2 separate regions of the Homo sapiens genome follow, and region 2 is linked to region 1. A link is a contact called in ENCODE Hi-C or POLR2A ChIA-PET data. All regions are on one chromosome and are shown on one strand. Each heading gives the region's core, a stretch centred on a gene start or an enhancer-like site at or near the end of the contact. The rest is flanking DNA. Distances are from core to core; before and after follow the strand shown. Region 1 overlaps MYO18A (myosin XVIIIA). Region 2 holds the start of DHRS13 (dehydrogenase/reductase 13).

The links. A loop is a pair of places that touch in the nucleus more often than their neighbours do. ChIA-PET counts read pairs that join two places held with the same protein, here RNA polymerase II (POLR2A). Pooled maps may share reads with other maps.
Region 2: a loop to region 1 is called in a pooled map, with 2.4 times the contacts of the local background. The contact joins the promoter of DHRS13 here to the enhancer-like site in region 1. A Hi-C loop is called at or near these places in 1 of 37 single-sample maps with no recorded cell type and 6 of 50 pooled maps. POLR2A ChIA-PET finds 5 or more read pairs at or near these places in 2 of 52 experiments (activated B cell and activated T-cell).

What each region holds. Positions count from the first base shown.
Region 1 is chr17:29,146,671-29,151,551 of GRCh38, forward strand. All of the region lies in intron 2 of MYO18A (myosin XVIIIA), which reads right to left. All of the region lies in intron 1 of LOC124903967 (a long non-coding RNA gene), which reads left to right. Among named protein-coding and RNA genes, the nearest start is that of MYO18A, 31 kb to the right of the region's middle. RefSeq lists a silencer at 2,106-2,585 and enhancers at 2,966-3,155, 3,176-3,225. Within about 2 kb of position 2,306, at least 39 of the 41 ENCODE cell types and tissues checked have a DNase peak (open chromatin) inside an H3K27ac peak, as active enhancers do.
Region 2 is chr17:28,900,060-28,904,940 of GRCh38, forward strand. It overlaps DHRS13 (dehydrogenase/reductase 13), which reads right to left and starts at 3,020. Exons shown (of 5, transcript NM_144683.4): 1 at 2,759-3,020; 2 at 2,524-2,642; 3 at 1,434-1,557; 4 at 931-1,242. The coding sequence starts at 2,885. RefSeq lists silencers at 1,919-2,111, 2,613-3,242.

The DNA.
Region 1 (4,881 bases), core at 1,056-3,555:
ACCTGGGGCTGTGACATTTTGCCATTACTTGTCTGAGGACCAAGGCTGCCTAGAAGATGGGGTGAGAGACAGAAAAGGTCAGGTCTTGGTCACACTGTTAATGTTTCCAGATAAGGCTGAGCCTGTAGCCGGTTCTACTGCTGGACTTTTCAGATACTGGTGACAACACATATCTTCTTTTTAAGCCAGTTGAGCTGGGCTTTCTGTTACTCTCACCTGAAAGAGCTGTACCTGAGATGAAAGCAAGGTGGGCAGTCAAAGGAACAAGAAGGTACACACCAAGCACTAGCCATGGCCAGGCACATGCTACTGGTTTTCCTCTCAAAACCCTGCGAGGTAATGAGAAGGGGAATTGTGGAATGGGGAAACGGGGTTTACAGAGGTTAAATAATTGCCTGTGATCACACAGATTGTGACTGGCCAGGTGATTTGAACTCAGATTGTTCAGATTCCAGAGCCCAGCTCCTTACACACCACCACCTGCCTGGAAAACAATGGGAGGCACAACAAGCTTTTGGAGAGTGATGGGGCATGATTTAACCTGTGCCTTAAGAATGCTGAGCAGGTCAGGCATGGTGGCTTATTCCTGTAATCCCGGCACTTTGGGAGGCCGAGGAAGGCAGATTGCTTGAGCTCAGGAGTTCAAGACCAGCCTGGGCAACATGGCAAAATCCCATCTCTACAAAAAACACAAAAATTAGCTGGGTGTGGTGGTGGCATGCCTGTGGTCCCAGCTACTTGGGAGGCTGAAGTGGGAGGATCACCTGAGCCCAGGGAAGGTCAAGGCTGCAGTGAGTCATGATCACACCACTGCACTCCAGCCTGGGTGACAGAGTGAGAGACCCTGCCTAAAAACAAAAAACAAAAACCAAAAAACATTCTGAGCTAACAGGATGCAAGAGGAGGAGAAAGGAGGCTGGAAGGTGAAAGAACATTAGAAAGTCAAGGTAGTCAGGCATGGTGGCTCATACCTGTAATCCCAAAACTTTGGAAGGCAGAGGCAGGAGGATCACTTCAGACCAGGAGTTCAAGACCAGCCTGGGAAACACAGAGACCCGTCTACAAAAAATTTAAAAATTAGCCAGGCGTGGTGGCCTGCAACTGTAGTCTTAGCTACTTCAGAGGCTGAGGTGGGAGGATCAATCACTTGAGCCCAGGAGTTCAAGGTTACAGATTACAGTGAGCTACGACCATGCCACTGCACTCCAGCCTGGGTGACAAAAAAAAAAAAAAAAAAAGGAAGTCAAGGTAAAAGGTGATGCCAAATGAGAGATAAGAAGGGTCTGCCTAGGATTCTGGCAGTTGATGGGGAAGAGAGGGTGACTCAAGAGAAAAAATAAGCTGGACTTGGTGACTATTTGGGGAAGGATGGGAAATGGGCACAAGCGGGTCTGGGTGGAGATTGAGAAAAGTAAGGAAAGATACCAAGGTTTAAAGCTTGGGAAGATATATTTTGTTAAGATATATCTTAACAATGAGATATATATATCTTAACAAAATATATCTTAACAAAAGAATACTTCTCTGACCCCATTTGTCCCTCTAGTTCCCCTGTAAATCAAAACTCCTAAAAAAAAGTCTATAAGCACTGTTGCCATAAATGGGTACTAATTATATGATCCTTGTATTACAAATTTGCGGTGTGTAAAGTGTCAATAATAGAACTATATTTAGGGAGTTGGGGAGAGTCCTGTTTAAAGCACTCAGAGCTCAGGGCCAGGAGGGCCTGGAGCACTTGCTTTTGAAGTGGGAGGGCCCAGCCACTAGGGTGGCAGGTGCACTTCCAGGATGACCACTTCAGAGGTCCTCAGCACCAGCCCTAGGGCCAGTACTAGAGTCTACACCTGTCTCAAAGAAAATGCCAGCGCAGGAGTCCCTTCCCTTTCTTGGGAGGAATTATCCTTTATTCTTTTGTGTGTGTGTGTGTGTGTGTGTGTGTGTGTGTGTAAGTAACAAAATGTCACCTCGTATGAAACAGTAGTGTTAGGAGACAGCGATTGGTATTGAGGTGCCAAGATTTTTTATGAAATTCTACCAGTGCCGATAGCCAGTGGATTCTGAAGGGTTATAGGGCAGACTCCCTTTAAGAAGCCTAGGGATGGTCTCAGAGAGGAGAAGGAGGGCTGAGAGGAAACCTGGAGTGACCAACGGCGCATGCCCAGGGCCACCCCAGCCACTCAGCACCCTACGCACGGGTCAGGCTCTGTGAGGGCCGAGTCAGCCCCAGGCCCGGGGCGGCACTTCCCGGGTTGGCCCACCGGCCAGCCGGAGCCTGGGCGGGGCCAAGGGGGTGGGGCCAAGCCCAGCACATGCGCCTAGAGCCCTGGAAGCTCCGCCCTGCAGCGCCGCTGGCGCCCAGCAGAGGGTGGCAGCCCCCTTCTCATCTACCCTCCCGCTTTGCTGGGGCCGCTTTCACCTCCGCCAGGCCGGCCTCCAGGCCCCACCCCCAGGAGGCGTCCCCCAGGAGCTCCGGCCCGAGGGGGCTGCGGCGGCAAGATGGCCTCTCGCCGTCCCCAGGACGCGTAGGGCAAGAAGAGGCAGGGATGAGCTCGGTGCCCACTTTGTTTTTATCACCGCTCTATCCCCAGAACCTAAAACAGTTCCTACATATAGTAGGCATTCAGTAAATGCTTATTGATGGAATAAATGAATGAATACATGAATGCAAGGTCAAAAGACGCCAGGAAAGCCTGTTCTAGAGAGGGGCTTGTCTAGAGACAAGCAATCAGGAAGGTCAGTGGGTATGGGACGGCGAGCCACAGATCACTGCCCCAGAGGTGGTCGCCGAGGCTTGGGGCTCTGACACTCCCCCCAGCCCCTACACCCACCCAGTCCCTGCATTGGCACACCCATCAGTTTGCTCAGAGCCATGTGCCACCACACCTTTTCGGGCACAGAGCCCAAGTAGGGACGCCTGGGCTTGTCCTCTCTGCCAAGACCCTGAGTCAATCCCCAAAGACTAGGCAGGCATATGCGGCCGACTGCAGGGACCACCTGACTGGCCCGACAGCAGGCCTGCTGCTCTCTGAGGTCTCTCAGCTGCTGGGGATTTCCTCATGGCCCCCGGGGACTTCCAAATTGCCTCTGCTTTGCCAAGCTCCCCCAAGGCCCAAAGCCATGAGCCAGCCTTGAGGATCCTTTCCCAAAATCCTCCACAGCCCTGCCCCACATCTCATCAGGACTTGGGTCACTTCTGGGTCTCCTAAATGTACCACATGCACTATGTTCTCCTATCCACCCCCTCTGGTAGACAGGAGGGAATAAACATAATGAAGCATTGTTCTCTTTTTCATATAAATGACAACTCTTCTCCATTTCCACAGAAGAAAAAAAAGGAAGCCAGCTTAAGGGTCAGCCACAGCAATTTAAATAAAATATCAGTAAGGTCTTCCTGGGTGTGAGAGATGGAGGCCTGTGGTGCTTATTCTCAAAGTCAGAGAAGTTCTTCTAGACAAGCCTCAGGTTCCTCGTAACACTGGACATCCAATAAATATTTGAGAATCTGTGTGTTCACCTCTGGAGCCCCTATTGGGCCTGTTTCTAAAACCCTCTGAAGTAAAAAATAAAGCACAAACCCTATGTCCATAGAAACAGGAAGAAGCAAAAGCCTCTACCTTGCCTACCAACCCACCACCTCTGTGCTAACAGCCTGGGCCAAATCCACTGGGGCATGTGAGTACCTGTGTGTTACAAAGCTGGGCAGAAGACATCCTTGGCGAGGAAAGGAAGCGCTGCCCCAGTTGTGGTGGCACACAGCCAGGGACCTGCTGGCCCTGGGGCATTAGGATTCCAGAGCTGGTGGTGGTTGAGGTGTAGAAATTGCCAGAGAGGACAGCTCTTCCTTCTTGAGAGGAAGGGGAAATGCCACCATCCCCTGCCTTACCAGGGGGACTCTGAAGGAGGAAACAAACCTTCAAGAACACCCAACTATTTCTTTCTGGGAGCTGTTTAGAGCCGTACTGTTCAATATGGTAGCTACTAGCCATGAGTGGCTATTCAAATTGAAGCTGGCCGGGTGTTATGGCTCATGCCCATAATCCCAACATTTTGGGAGGTCTAGGCAGCAAGATCGCTTGTCTTCCTTTGATGACTGATTTTGAGGTCTCTCTTCTGTGCCTTTGAAAGACCCTATAGAGGATCCTCTACCCTTTGTCCCGCCCATTTTCTTCAAAATCCCAAAACTGTAGCTCTTATTGTTGCTGTAGAAACAGATGCTTGTCAAACATGAAGTTGGTTGGAAGGGCTAGTTTTGGCTGCAGGAATTGCTTTCAGCTCATCTGGGGAGGAGAGAGGAGGAAGAAAGGAGGAGAGAGGGGGCCCCAGGCAAGGGCCCACAGGTCAGGAGTTGCTGTGGTTGCAAAGGTGTTGTTAACACAAGACCAGCCTGGGCAACATAGTGAGACCCCGTCTCTACAAAAAAAATTTTTTTTTAATTAGCCAAGTGTGGTCCCAGCAACTTGGGAGGGGGAGGTGGGAGGATCACTCAAGCCCAAGAGTTCGCTGCAGTGAACTGTGATGGTGCCACTGCACTCTAGCCTGGGTGACAGAGCAAGACCCCGTCTCAGAAAAAATTCCAGTTAAATGGAAACAATGAGGATACTTCTGATTAAATTAAAATCAAATAAAATTTAAGGTTCAGTTCCTACTAAGTTGGATAGCATTATAGACCATTTCTACCCTTGCAAATTGTTCTGTTGGGCAGGTCTGGTCTAGAGGTTCCCTTTCAGTGTGTCCTGGTCCCTCTACCAATGCCTCCTTCAGATGATGCCCCCGCCTACCTGCTGTTGTCTCCCTTCCTCACCCCAGAGTCTGCTTAGACTCCTATCCACACATGCCTTGCCTTGTTCCCTAGGCCTCCAAAAGAGGTGGAGGAGGGGACTG
Region 2 (4,881 bases), core at 1,770-4,269, 250 kb before region 1:
CGCGCCACCACACCTGGCTAATTTTTGTATTTTTAGTACAGATGGGGTTTCACCATGTTGGTCAGGCTGGTCTCGAACTCCTGACCTTGTGATTGCCCGCCTCGGCCTCCCAAAATGCTGGGATTACAGGTGTGAGCCACCACGCCCAGCCTAGAGATGGGGTTTCACCATGTTGCCCAGGTTGGTCTCGAACTCCTGACCTCAAGTGATCTACCAGCCTTGGCCTCCCAAAGTGCTGGGATTACAGGCATGAGCCACCGCTTCCAGCCCCTCTGCACTTATTATTTGCACTGTTCTCTCTTTTTCTGGGCATCTCCCCAGTGAGCCATGTATCTTTCAGACCTCTGTTCAAATGTCACCTTTATAGATATGTCTTCCTTGACTGCCACACCATATTCCCGTTCCATTTGCCCCTTGCTGTTTCCTTTTTCCTCAGAGCACTCTATCACCACCCCTCATCGTATATATTTATTGGCTGTCTCCCTCTCCTCCAAACTAGAATGCAAACTCTATGAGGGCAGGGTCTTTGTTTTGTTCACTGCTATATCCCCAGCACTGCAAGTAATGCCTGATACAGAGTAGGTACTCGGTAAATGCTTCTTGGATGAATTATTAGCTATCATCATCATCATTATCAGTTCAGTCAGTGCAGATGGCTCCTGGGGGTGGGAATCCAGGTCTTATTCATGGCCATATACCCCCCAGGGCTGAGGACCCAGGCTTGTGGTGTGAGAGGAAGAACCTAAACCAGGAGAACCTGGTTCCAAGAGCAGCAAGGAACAGGTCTCTCCTTGGACTATGCTTCCTTGCTGCCCTGAGATTCTGTGACTCAATGAGGGATGGAGGGTGGGGAGGCGGTAGTGGTGTGGGGGGCACAGGATGGGGCAAGGAAAGGAGAGGGGAATCGGAAGCCAAAGAACCAGACCTCACCTGGGTGGGCTGCATAGCAGGTGACGCCAGTGGCCTCAAGCTGGTTGGCGAGCTCCCGGGCAAACAGTACATTAGCCAGCTTAGTGTCAGCATATGCCCGCAGCTCCTGCCGCCAGCCCACCACTGGGCGGTCCAGGCGTTTGAAGTCAAGACGTCCCCGACAGTGGGCAGCTGAGGCTACCACCACCACGCGGCTAGGGGCACATGCCTTCAGGCAAGGCAGCAGCAGATGTGTCAGCAGAAAGGGACCGATATGGTTCACCCGAAGCAGCAGGTTAAACGCCTCACGGGTCCGGCCACAGGAACTGATACCTGGGGCAGAGGCTAAATGTGAGCGGCTGCTCCAGAAGGAGCTCTGCAGCCTTGGCATCCCTATCTATGAGATGGGAGAAGGGGGCATCCTTCCCATGTGTCCACTGGCCCCAGCAGGGCCCCCGCTGGAGGGGGCAGTTGCCCCTGGCCACCCGCCACCCCACCCCCACGCAGGGCCTGCTGCCCCTCACCGGCATTGTGGATGAGGATGTCCAACCGTGGCTCAGAGCTCAGAAAGGCAGTGGCAAAGGCCCGCACCGAGGCCAGACTGGCCAAGTCCAAGGCCATGAAGATGACCTCATTGTTCCCACTCTCCTGTGGAGAGGCAAGGGCTGGGCTTGTCACCAGGCATCTCTCTCCTCTTCCCTCTCCCCAGGCACCAAATTCTGAGAGTCCATCTCCTACTGTTTACTAAAATCTGCCCCTGTGTCTTAGAGTGTACTAGATAAGTGTGTGGATTCAAATCCTGACTTTGCCTTTTACTAAAGTGTGACCTTGGGCAAGATACTTAATCTCTCTGGGTCTCAGTTCTCTCACTGCGTAAAGGGAATAATAATAACAACAGTCCCAATCTCACTGAGCTTTTGTGAGGATGAAAGGAGTTAACGTGTAAAATACACTCTAGCAGCACTGGGTAGGTACTTGCTATTATTATTATCACCTCCTTTCCCCATTACCATTTACCCTAAAATCTGTAACTTCTCACTGGTCTCCTCTCTCCCGCTCTTGCCCCCCCACTCCAGGCACCACGCAGCCACAAAGGAGTTCCTTCCAAAGGCTATTCTGACAGTCCGGAGCCTACTGAGGGCTGTTCATGGTCTCCACTGGTCTCTGCTGCCCAATCTATAAAATCCAAGCTTCTCAATAGGCTCTAGAATGTTCTCCAGCCCCCTCATTTGCCCATCTTCCTCATACTTTGTGCTCCAGCCTCATTAAATCTTTTTCTCAGTTTTTCAGATCAGTCCAGCTCTCTTTGCCTCAGAGCCTTTGCTTATGCTGTGCCCTCTGCTGTTCCCTTTCCTACTGATCATTAACCCAACTTCTACTGATGCTTAAACGTCTCAGAACTGCAATTACGGCCTTCAGGAAGCCCCTCCCCCACTCGGCTCTGGTGCGCCTTCCTCGGGTGACCCCAGCGCTCCGTGCACTCCCTCTTCGCGCTCAGCCGCCCGCGCCGCGCTCTCCTCCCTGGACCCGGATCCTCCGCAGCCCCTTTGCTGGCTTCTCTGTGTCCCGGCGGGTTCTCGGCTCACCGTCCCACGCGCCCCCGCTGCCTCTCACCTGGCGGAGGTCGAAGGCAGCCGCCTCCCCGCGCTCCTGGCTGCGGCAGGCCAGCACCACGCGCGCTCCCCGGCGCGCCAGCTCCAGCGCCGTCATCTTTCCGATGCCGCTGTTGGCGCCTGCGGACCGCGGGCGGGAGCCGAGCTGAGCTGAGCCCGGCGGGCCGCTGCTACCGCCGGCCCGGCCTCCTCTCCGCGCGCCCCGCCAGCTCGCACTCACCCGCCTCCGCACTCACCCGTGACCACGGCCGTGCGGCCCCGCAGGTTGCCCATGCCGCCGCACGGCGGGGCCTTCACCAGGTTGTAGTAGACAAGCACGTAAGCGCCCAGCAGCAACCCCGCGCCCAGCAGCAGCGCCTCCATGCCGGCCGCGCCTCCCGGCTCCCGCCCAGGCCCCGCACCGCCCTGGATCGCCGCCAGGCGGCTGCCGATCCGCCCTGCACAGGCCTGGAACGGCGCCCGGGCGCGTCAGCCTCCGAAGGCGGAGGCGGGCAGGAGGCTGGGCAGGGGCGTGTGCGCGTGCGGGTGCGCGCCGGCCCTGCGAGCGCCCCCTAGGCGTGCGTCGGCGTCCTGGGGGCGTGTGCCTCTGTGGACACCTTTGAGGTGAGTGTGTGCGCTTGGGCCCTGGGAGCGCCCCCTAGGTGTGTGCCTGTGTGAACTCCTGGGTGTGTGTGTCCACGTACACCCTGTGAGTGCACGCTAGGTATGTGCATGCATCTGCAACGCTTGTATGTGAATGATCTCTAGGTGTGTATGTGCCCATGTCCCTGAGGATCACCCTTTGGGTTGTGTGCGTGCCTCTGGATCCTGTGTGTGAGCTCCTGTAAGCACCTTGTAGGTGTTTGTGTGCATTCTGGCAGAGTCCCTCCAGGTATGTGCCTGCATCTGTAGTCTCTGCCAGTGCATGTGCTTGCATATCTCCATATGTTTACTCGAGGTGTATGTAGCACAGTCCCTCCCTTCTGAAGTTAGGTGTGTACATGAATACACGTGTGTCTTTGAGTCTAGTCCTAGATGCTTTTCCCTCTAAGAACAAATCCTTCTCCTTCCTTCCCTTCTGCACAAATCCTTCTCCTTTCCTTCCTTTCCTTTCCTTCCTTCCTTCCTTCCTTCCTTCCTTCCCTTCCTTCCTTCCTCCCTTCCTTCCTTCCTTCCTTCCCTCCCTCCCTTCCTTCCTTCTTTCCTTTCTTTCTTTCTTTTGAGACGGAGTTTCACTCTCGTTGCCCAGGCTGGAGTGCAGTGGCGTGATCCCGGCTCACTGCAACCTCCGCTTCCCGGGTTCAAGCAATTCTCCTGCCTCAGAATCCAGAGTAGCTGGGATCACAGGTGTGTGACACCACACCCGGCTAATTTTTGTATTTTAGTAGAGAAGGGTTTTCACTATGTTGGCCAGGTTGGTCTCAAACTTCTGACCTTAAGTGACCCACCTGCCTCAGCCTCTCAAAGTGCTGGGATTACAGGTGTGAGCCTCTGCACTGGGCCAAATCCTTCGTTTTCTTATCTTCACATCCAGCCCCCAGCTTCTAGGATTCTTCCGTGTTCTCCCCACACAGGCTAGAGAGGACACTGTTAAAGGTGGCACAGGCAGTTAAGGGGTGTCAGAATTCACTCCTTCATTCCCCCTCTGTATCTCCCTACCTCAACCCCACTAGTGCCTTCCATGGCTGAAGGGAAGCAGGAAGAGATAGAGAGTAAAATCTGTTATTGCCTTTCAGGAGGAAATTTGCCTTTGGAATGGTTCTCATAGGTGATAAGAGACAGGCAGAGAAGCTCCATCACTCAATTACAAGTGACCATGATGGCAGGAAGGGTGGGGCTGGCTAGGAACAAATGGGTAAGACCATTCCAGGGCAGAAGGCCGTTGCCTGATACATTCAGTACAATTTAGAACCTGGTATTTGGCACTTATGGTGTGCCCAGCAGTGTAGTTAGACTTGGAAATTCCGAGTGGAAGATATACAAGTTTCTGTCCTTAGGGAGTTCAAAAAGCCCATTAGGGCACCGGGAGCAGAGTGATGACGCCTGCATGGGCAGATGAAAGTCAGGGACAGACCTCAGATTCCAGGGCCAGTTTCCTATTTAGCTGCACTGCGGATTCGGGTTTCCATTGTAGATGCTGTGGGATGAGGCTGGGGGTAGAATATTCATTTTCTATCCCTAAGGCAAAATCCTGACACACAAGCAGATGCACCTACACAAACAGTGCTGGAATATACACAGAGGTGCTCTCCATCTGAGGAGGCTGACCTCAGGAAAACTTCCTGGAGAGTTTTTCACTAAGATCTGGGAGGAAAGCATGGAATTTGGTTTAATGAAGGTCCCCGGGACTTGAGAATTAAGGTAATGCAGCAGACTCGTT